Linked DNA regions of Homo sapiens: region 1 is linked to region 2. A link is a loop called in an ENCODE intact Hi-C map of the cell type or tissue named here. Cell type or tissue: endothelial cell of umbilical vein. All regions are shown on one strand.

Evidence for each region. A loop is a pair of places that touch in the nucleus more often than their neighbours do. Peaks named below come from ENCODE experiments on the same cell type or tissue, not always from the same donor. Only the 100,000 strongest peaks of a DNase experiment are listed, where the experiment ranks them.
Region 1: a loop joins it to region 2, with 5 times the contacts of the local background. A loop is called at or near these places in 5 of 110 quality-filtered maps.

The regions. Positions count from the first base shown.
Region 1 is chr7:22,630,469-22,635,468 of GRCh38, reverse strand. No RefSeq gene overlaps it. Among named protein-coding and RNA genes, the nearest start is that of STEAP1B-AS1, 70 kb to the right of the region's middle. In endothelial cell of umbilical vein, no CTCF peak of the experiment used is centred here; DNase peaks (open chromatin) are centred at 2,628 and 3,468; H3K27ac peaks cover 3,317 bases.
Region 2 is chr7:22,574,691-22,579,690 of GRCh38, reverse strand. No RefSeq gene overlaps it. Among named protein-coding and RNA genes, the nearest start is that of STEAP1B-AS1, 14 kb to the right of the region's middle. In endothelial cell of umbilical vein, no CTCF peak of the experiment used is centred here; DNase peaks (open chromatin) are centred at 1,480 and 1,960; H3K27ac peaks cover 3,296 bases.

The DNA.
Region 1 (5,000 bases), 56 kb before region 2:
CTGAGACACATCAGGGCAAGCAGCAAACAGCTCTTTGGCCATTAGTGCAAGTGACAGCAGGTGTGAACAGAACAAGCAACAGCTGGACAGGAGCTCAGGGGTCATGCAGTTCGACCCCCATTTTACAGATGCAGGAAGTGGGGCCAAGGGAAATAAATGAGCTTGTCCTAGTCACACAGCTGTCAGTGAATTGCTAGGACTAGAACCCAGATCTCTTGACTCCCAATTAGCGTGTTTTCAGTTTTTCTGCCTTCCCCAAGAGGATGTCAGAAATCATTTTTTGAAGGGCTCTCAATCGGATCTTGGACTTAATCCAGGAGGTCAGCAGCCTCCAGAATTTGGACCCATTTAACCTCTCCAACCTTATCTTTGGCCATTCTGAGTTAGTACCTGCCTCATTCCTCTAAAGCTCCATGCTCTACTCTTACCTTTAGGCCGTTACATATGCTGTAGTCATGCATGATCATGCCAGGCATCCCCTTCCTTCTTCTCCCTGCTGATCTCACCCTTCAAGTGCTCATCTTTGGAGATGTAGTACTACCTCTTTCATGCCACTACTAACTAGCATTAGTCTCTCCCTTCTTTAGGTTTTCATAGCATCTGTGGTCTACACAAATGCAATTTAGGCTTGATTATATGCTACCTTTGTTTTCTGGAATATTTCTGTTGTACAACTGAGCAAATCACTTAATGTCTCTGTGCCTCACTCGATGTATTCACTAATAAAAAAGGAAGATTCATAAATCATCTCTAAAGATGCTTCCGTATAACAATCTATGTCTCCATAAGATTTTACACTCCTCAAGGAAAGGGACTCTTTTTTCTATTTCTGTTGAAATTCCCTTAGTCTACTTGTTCTCAGCTGGGGACAAATCTGCTCCTTAGGGACATTTAACAATGTTTGGAGATATTTCTTGGTTGTCACAGCTGGGGAGGGAGGTGCTTCTGAAATCTAGTGAATAGAGGCCAGGGACGATGCTAAACATTCTACAATGCACAGGACGGCCCTCTACGAAAAGGGGGTTTTCCTGCTCAAACTGTCAATAATGGCAAACTTGAGAGATTCTGCCTTAGTCTCTAAGCCAACACCATGAACATATAGTAGACACTGAACAAATACTTTTGTCTTTCATTCAAAGAGGATTATCCTCATAGAAGGAATGCTGTCAGATATGGAGCTGTCAGGGGAATGAAGAAAAGCAAGTGAGCACTCTTGCAAAACAAAATGCTAAGCCAGAGAAGAGAATCTAATTTTCCTTAGTCAAGAGGCAGAGTAGGGAGTACTGTAAAGAAGAAAATGTTGGATGGATGAAAGCTGAGAGCTGAGAAGTTATTTACTTTGTAGGAGGTGTTGACTTAAATAGCTCATCTTTTAGATATCTCTAGGGGAATAGCTTGTGATTGTGGTAAACAGTGGTAATAACATTGGAATACGTGAAGGAAAGTTCTGGGAACTATAATTTATGTTGTCAAGAAGACTTGTGTTTATAAGATCCTTATTCTTACCTTCATTTGAAATAAAGTCTGGGTGATGAAAAGTGTCTTTAATTTACAAATGAGGCAAGGAAATTGGTTCAAAGGGCTCTGAACACTGACCCCCCCAAAAAGACTCTTTTTTCCGTTCCCTATTCAGGATTTTTGGGGATGGGGATGATGGATGACTAATTGCTTTCAGTGACTCCTCCCAGCCTCTGCCTTGGCTGTGCTTCCAATGTTCTTCCTCATCATGCCATGTCTGCCTTTCTCCTTAGGTTATAACATGCAAGGAAACCAATTAATTACTTCTTTGTCCCCCATCCCCTCTCCTCTTCATCATTTAATAAATATAATAGGAAATATCCTGGGCATAAAAAATAGAAAGCTCCTGAAAATGTTAGGATTGGAGGGAAAATCCATGACCTACAAATTCTCTTGAGATGGATATCATTATTCTCAACCTCTCGGAACACTTGGCAGGAGATTCCATTATTAGTTCTCCTTGCTACCAGAGGTATTTGGCAAGGTTTTTGTTTAGATTTCTTTTGGGGAAGACATGCTTAAATTAAACATTGAAATTCATGAGAATATTTCAGTTCCTTGTAAACTTTTCTAATCACACTTCAAGTGAGGTATTATTTGTGGCTTCTCAATGAGGAAAAGTTCTCCTGAGGGGAACTTCCAACAGTTCATTTCAGCAGGTCTCTGAGTTGATGGTCAAATGCAGTGCATCATATAACAGGCTGAAATAGGTATATAAGCAGTACTCAAAACCACTTTTAATGGCTTAGATTCTTCTCTGTTGCATAGGATTATAGATTGGATCATAGAAAAATGAGTTCTCAGCCAGTGATACCTGGATTCCTTTTTCAGTGTTTCCAGTAACAGAAAAGTAAAAGAATTGAAGCACCTCTTTTTTTTTTTTTTTTAACTTTCCTGTAAAGGTTTTTTGGGAAAACATTCTGGGGCAAGGACTGAGTGACTGTGGTATAACCAGTGTACAGACCTATGTATAATAGAAATTTGATGAATAAGTGTGGCTCATTTGCTGCCACTGTATTTTTTGGCAGATGAATGCATGATATCTCTTGGTAAAATGGCCCAGAAGAAACACAGGAAGGAGTTATGAAAAGATAACACCCGTAAGTGTGACTACACATTTTGTGATCCAGTCATCATTTCTGTAAGTCTGGAATTTTGTTTTTGCACGCTTCTTTAAGGTTGCCTTTTCCACCTTCCATCCTGTTTCCTTAAAAACAGCAAATAACAATCTACAAGGAACTGAGTGTAAGAAAGTTGAATTACTACTATAAAACCTCTCTGTTGGTGGGCCCCTGCTTGGGATTTTTTTTCTTCTTCCCCCTTTTGTGATCACTTAAAAATACAATCCCAAAAGAGTTAAGGCAGCTCTTTGTTTGGTCTCTGGTTTTGCTTTCATAGGTCTTTTATCTCTGTGTGGCTGGGTGCAACTGAGGCTGGTTTTACAAGAAGCTACCAATAAATCTCAGAATGGGAAGAGATGAGTAAACTCTTACTCTGAAGGCAGAGTTTGTATAAGGGAAGAAAGGGAGATCCCTTTTACATTTTATGAGAATGCATTATTTAGCGAGGCTCTATTTGATAGTTCTCCTGATTCCTTATGTGGGAAGGTATGGCTCAGTCCCTAGCTACTTCTTATACTCCTTAGGAAAATGGGTTTGCTCAGTCATTGATTTTTGAGCATTTCACTTTAATTCTGTTATTTTCTTGAATATAGAAGGTAAAACCTTTTGCAAATAACTTGAAGAAGAATGTGGTAGGCAGAATTCTAAGAGGGCCCCAAGATTCTGGACCCTCCTCCATGTACACATCTCCTGCATAATGGATATGATGCAGGACCATGAGTGTAATGGAGTTTACTCCTGTGATTAGGTCATGTATATGGCACAGTTTACTTACGAAAGGGGGATGATCTGGTGGCCTGACTGAATAACATAAGCCCTTTAAAATCAGAGAGTTTTCTCCAGCTGGTGGCTGACAAGAAAGGCAGAAATTTGACACAGGAGAATTTGACATATTTTTATTGGCTTAAGAAGAGAAAGGGCCACGTGGTAAGGAATGTAGATGACCTCTAAGGGCTGAAAGTTGTTCCCAGCTGGCAGAGTTCAGTCCTACAACTGTTAAGGAAATGAATTCTGCCAACAGCCAGAGAGCATGGAAAAGGACCCCAAACCCTAGAGGAGAATGCAGCCCCACCTTGATTTCAGTCAGGGAAGATCCTGAGGAGGGAATTCAGCTACACTATATCTAGACTTCTGAGCTATGAAAATTATGAGATAATAAATTTGTGTTTTAAGTCACTAAGTTTGTGGTAATTTGTGACACAGTGATGGAAAACCAATATGAAGCAGGAGAAAGCTTTTGGGAGAAGAAAGCTATGTAAAACCAATATTCTCATGTTTGGTTCTAAAACAAAGTCATTGTGATGGTCAATTTTGTGTGTCAACTTGGCTAGGCTATGGTGCCCAGTCATTTGGTCAAACCCTAGTCTAGATATTGCTATGAAGGTATTTTGTAGATGTCATCAACATCTACAATCAATTCACTTTAAGCAAGGGTGATTACCTTCCACAATGTGGGTGGGCTTCACCAATGAGTGCTGGTTTTAAGAGCCAAAACTGAAGTTTCCCAGAGAAGAAGGAATTCTGAGAGACTGTAACATCAAAATCCTGCTTGATTTACCAGCATGCCAGCCTGCCCTGTGGATTTTGGACATGCCAGCCCCCACAATCCTGTGAGCCAATTCCTTAAAACAAATGCTTTCATGGATAGCCTGTTGGTCCAGTTTTTGTGGAGAACCTGGACTGATACAGTTATAAACTCATTTTCCCTTGGGGACTACACAAATGGATGAGGTGTGTTGACAGTTGATTTGACACAATAAGGAATAGCACTTGACACTCAGCTACAACATGGTGCCCTCTCAAAGGCAGCAGCTCATACACTGGGCCACAAATTGTAACCAGCCAGGAATACACACCAGGCACTGCCAGGTCTTTTGATTTTTTTTTTAAGTTTTTAAAGCCAGAAATCCAGAATTTTACTCAAAATTGCCTGAATTCTAAATGTAGGCTATTTATTTAAAAACATATATATTTTTAAAGCATCATATGTACCACAAGGAAACAATCAGACATGTTCAGAATATGAGCTGTCTTATAAGACACACTACCCTGGTCTCTTCAATAAGTCAAAGTCATTAAAAAAAAACAAGAACAACAAGAAACAGACCAGGGCTGGGAGACTGTTGTAGATTAGAAAGATTAAAAGAAACTAAGGTGTGAAGTGTTGAAGTGTGATAATGTCTGTAATTTATTTCAGAATTCCTTTCTCTCCCTTACTCTTTCTCTCTCCACAAAAACACACACAGTAAGATATTAACAATGATTGAATCTAGATACCAGGTACGTGTGTGTTTATTGTACTATTTCTTGTATTTTTTTGTATGTTTGAAGCATTTTATAAGTAATTTTTTAAGCCACTTA
Region 2 (5,000 bases):
GGACTAATACAAGTACCTTCCTCTGCTTTTTGCATGGCTGATTCTTTTTAATCCCTGGGTCTCTGCTTCAACATCCTTTCTTCACATGCCCTTCGGTAACCACCCCTGTCTAAAGGAGGTGGTTTGTTATTATCCCTCATCACCTTCTTTATTTCCCCCCAGACACTCACAGGACCTCTTATTCTTTAAAATGTTCATTTTACTGATTCATTGCTTGCTTCCCTCATCAGGCTTTTCCTCATGGTTTGATGAGGGGATGGGGGAGAAATAATGGTTCCTTAAGGCCCTGTTCTACTAGACAGTAGGCCAGATCATCAGCACCTTAGTCAGGATAAGACCTATGTAAGTTGATATTCAATTAATAGACTCAGTGATCAAAAGAGTGACTTATTTTTACACCTCAGATTTTTATCCATTCATTTTTAAATTCTGTTGAGTTATATAGTGAATAATTACCATTTTTATTAATTCTAACATGCATATTTCCTCCATCATTTAGTATCTCTGAAATTGATCTTAACAATTGATATCATGTCCCATTTTATTTGGTGGCTTTCTTTTAAAACAGTGCATAAAACTATGTGCATCTTACACACAGTGTGGATGGCATTTGGGAGTCCACCAAATAAGATAACTCTATTTCTTTAAGGCAATTGACTAATATTAATTTGTCCAGTGAAGGAACTTAGAAACACCTTGCTAGGAGTCAGCCACTGTAGTAGCTTTTCTGCAAAAAATGGCCACCAACAAACCCTGTGTACCACGCAGCTCTTTCAGCCAAGAAGTGGAGTCTTTCTTCTCTGCATGATTCTAGGTGGATCCTGAGATTTACTTTGGTCAGGTCAGTAGAATGTGGGAGAAGTGACACTGATTTCTGATCCTTGAGAGCATTTCCAGTTCCTTTGGTGAGCCAGCTACCTCAATGTAAATATGACTACTGAATGATGAGAGACCACAGAGATAGAGTGAGAGCAAGAGTGAAGGGTGGGGTGGAGGATTGGGGGGAAAGATAGAGAGAGAGAGAAAAGAGAGAGGTCCTTGGAAGAGAAGTGAGCTCCCCCCGCCATCAGCCAGCACCAATGCCTAAGCCCGTGAGTGAGGTCATCTTGGATCTTCCAGCCCCAGGCAACATGATGTGGAGCAGAGGTGAACCATCCCCACTGAGCCCTGTCTGAATTCCTGACCCACAGAATCATGAACAATTACATGGTTTTTGTTTTAAGCCACTAAATTTTAGGGTAGTTTGTTACACAGTAATAAATAACTGAGACATCAACAGAGTTAGAATTTAAGTCCTACTAACTGTTCTCTCGGTTTTCTCCAATTTGGAGCAAGCTCTCTCCCTCAAATAAAGAAATAAACTTTAATGATGTGAGCCTTAGAAAAAGTGCCAATGTTTCTCCCAGATCAGATTTCCTGGCACTAACAAAACAATCATGAAATGCTATAAGACGTCACAGTTCAAAACCAGATTCCACTGGGGGATTGTCACTTCCTCAAATCACCTTCCTACTTGCAATTATTTCTGTTCAATGTGATGGTGCCTCATTGAGTATCTGGGGCTCCTAAAAGATATTTTGCTGCATAACTTAATGTAAAACCGTATAATCACCATGAAAGCACACCTAAAAGTGTCCAATGTTTCTAAATAAGAAATGATTGCCTAGCTATGGCAATTCCATAAGAGAGCAACCTTTGAATGACAAATGTTGGCTCAAGACCATTGTTAGTAGAATGATCTGGATCTGATAAGTGTCAGAACTACTACGGCACAGGAGTGCCCCCCAAAGCAACACTCTGGAGAAATACTGAAGACATCTCCCCTGAGAGTTGGCACTTAGAATAGCCAGCCTGCTGACCAAGCAGGATATCCTCAGTGTGTATGTGGTAGTTTCTCAATCGGAAGTATGAAAATCAGGAACATTGCGAAAGGGAGGGCAAGAGCTCTGAGCGATTAATATCCTGTGAAGTGTGAGAGGGAAACTTGAGCTTTTTACTTTGCAGTAACAACCTTGGAATGGAAAGCTATTTCGGTAGCCAAGTGTGGAAAGTGAACATTAACCAAATAAAACCATGGGGTCATAAAGCTAGGAATGTGCAGGAATTCATGAGTCTGGTTTTCCTCAGCATATTTGCTCTTTCCGAAGAAATTTTCCTCTATTGCTCCATGAAATATGAGTGTGTGTTTACATTTTAAAATAAACCACATTATATCATGAGGTCCTGTTATTCCTAATCCACAGCTCAATCCATGTATGTAATCCAATAACTATAATAACTTTAACATTTCTTTAAAAGTAAACACAGGACCTTTTCCTCTGTGTTTGCCCAATCTTCTTTATGGGACACTAAAATTGAGAACCGAATATCTTCTTTAGCCTTTGACTGACACATGAGGCCTTCTCTGGAGGTAAGCTGGGGTTATAAAACCTTCCATGAGTGAGAGGCCGAATCCATCAGTCATCTCAGAAAACCTCACGGCCAGTTCTACTCCATATGAAATCTGTCTGGGCATCAATCTACTGATGGATGCAATGAAGATGTGGCTCAACACTATTCTTACTGTGATTCAGTGGAGTTTCGTACTCGGCATTGGATGGCTGCATAACATCCAGGAGAGACATAAACATAAGAAGAAAACTTAGGAATGGAATCATTATCAAGAAAAAACAAACCACAAAGGAAAGGTGAGTGTGTACTGGAAAAGTTCAGCCTGACAGATACTGCCCTAGATTCAGTGATTTGCCAGGAGGCAGAAAGAAATGTATCCTTTCCTATCAAGTGTTAAAAGCACAATATCATTTTGTCATTGTTGCAAAAACACAATGACACTCAGCAAGAAACCCCTTTTCTGAAGCTCCTGGGATTTTCCCTGGACCCTGTCAGCAGCCCTGGAGGAAACAATGCCAGATATTATAGGCCATGCTTTACAAATTCTCACTTGAAGCTTGGAGATCACTATTAGTTTTTCTTCAAATACATCTAGAAAAAGTAGGTTTCTTTCAAGCAAAGGAAGTAGGGAAATTCACACCAAATCAAAGACTCAGGGTTGAGTTTTCTGGGGCATGACCCTTCTGTCTTTTTTTTTTTTTTTTTTTTTTTTGATGGAGTCTTGCTCTGTCTCCCAGGCTGCAGTGCAGTGGCACGATCTTGGCTCACTGCAACCTCCATCTCCTTGGTTCAAGCGATTCTCCTGCCTCAGCTTCCCGAGTAGCTGGGATTACAGGCACTTGCCACCATGCCTGGCTAATTTTTTGTATCTTCAGTAGAGATGGGGTTTCACCATGTTGGCCAGGCTGGTCTCAAACTTTGGACCTCAGGTGATCCACCTGCCTTGGCCTCCCAAAGTGCCGGGATTACAGGTGTGAGCCACTGCACCCGGCCAACCTTCTGTCTTGACAGGAATAGGTTAAGGTAGCTTTGGGGGTAGGAGTGAGAGGTGTCCTTGTGATCTCTCAACAGTCCCCAACCTTTCCCCTCATAGTACCTGAGTGTTTTCCCTTCTCTTTGTGACACTCCACTGAAGGACCACCAATGAAGACTACTACTAAAGATGCAAATATCCCTGGAAAAGGAGATGGAGTGACAGGAACACTGATCCTACACCAGGGCTGAGCACAGAGGATAGAGACAAAGCAGGACCCAGGAAATGTGTATTGCAAGTTTGAAGGTTGAGCCTTTATAGAACAGTGATCTTGCTGGAACACTCAGGTGAGGAATGAGAGTAGATAGCGAGGCTGAGAAGGACAGCTGAGATGGGGTGGGGAGGGGGTGGGGAATGTCGTCAGGGGAATCAAAGATCTGAGTGAGATAGGACAAGCACAGGGAAAAGCAGCAGGCATTCAAGGAGAGGACCTTTATAGGTTGCAAAAGGTGCCCAAGGTTGTTGGAAAGGGAGCTTACAAAGGTGAATGTGGTGAATCTCTACCTGCAGGAGGAGATGAAGGGGTGCTTCTCTGTTCCCAGGGTCTGAGATTAGGCTGGAACCACTGGCCAGAAACTTAGTTTCATGGCAGGCTTCTTCAGCCTTTCTGGCATCTGCGGACTAATCACACCAAACTCGGTCACCCTGTTCATTAGGTAGTATGTCATATCCTGCAAACCACTAGATTATAAACCCAATTTGTGGTCTGCTTTCGGGGTGAGACTGTCGCTATCTCAGGTCAGATTTTTAAGGGTCAGTCTTATGGCTGCACCTAGAGCTTTGTCAGAGTCAAGCCCTCTGGGTTAGTTTAGGGAGCCACAGTTTGGTACCCAGAGTTGGGCTTGAAACAGTTGAGCAACAAGTCACTTTTCTTTATCTTCCTGTGCATTTTCAGCAGTCATCATGATTCATATGACATAGTTCCTCGAAAGACCAAGAAAAAGTCACACAATACTTCCTATTTCCTATGGTGCAGGGATACATATTTTCTTTCTTTTTGAAAAACGCTGTCGCTGTGTCGACCAAGCTGGAATGCAGTGGTGCAATTACAGCTCACTTCAGCCTTGACCTCCTGGGCTCAAGGGATCCTCCCACCTCAGCCTCCTGAGTAGCTGGGACTACAGACACATTGCCACCACACTTGACTAATTTATTTACTGTAGAGATGAGGCGGGAGAGGGGTCTCACTATGTTGCCCAGGCTGGTCTCGAACTCCTTGGCTCAAGCAATCTGCCTGTCATGGCCTCCTAAAGTGCTGGGATTACTGGCGTGAGCCACTGTGCTCCAGCCTTCATATTATTTATAACTACAGTACATAGTTAAGAATGTCTGGGACTTCAGAGTTGGAAGCATTAAGAAATATTTCTGTGATTAAATATAGATACTGGGTAATAGTGTCTGTTTCTAATTTATTTTTTAAACTATTTTTTTTCACCGCAAACAAACTAAAAGATAGTGACTTTTAGTCCTGGTGCAGTGGCTCATGCCTGCAATCCCATTGCGGGCACTGGGAGGCTGAGGCAGGCAGATCACTTGAGGCCAGGAGTTCAAGATCAGCCTGGCCAACATGGCGAAA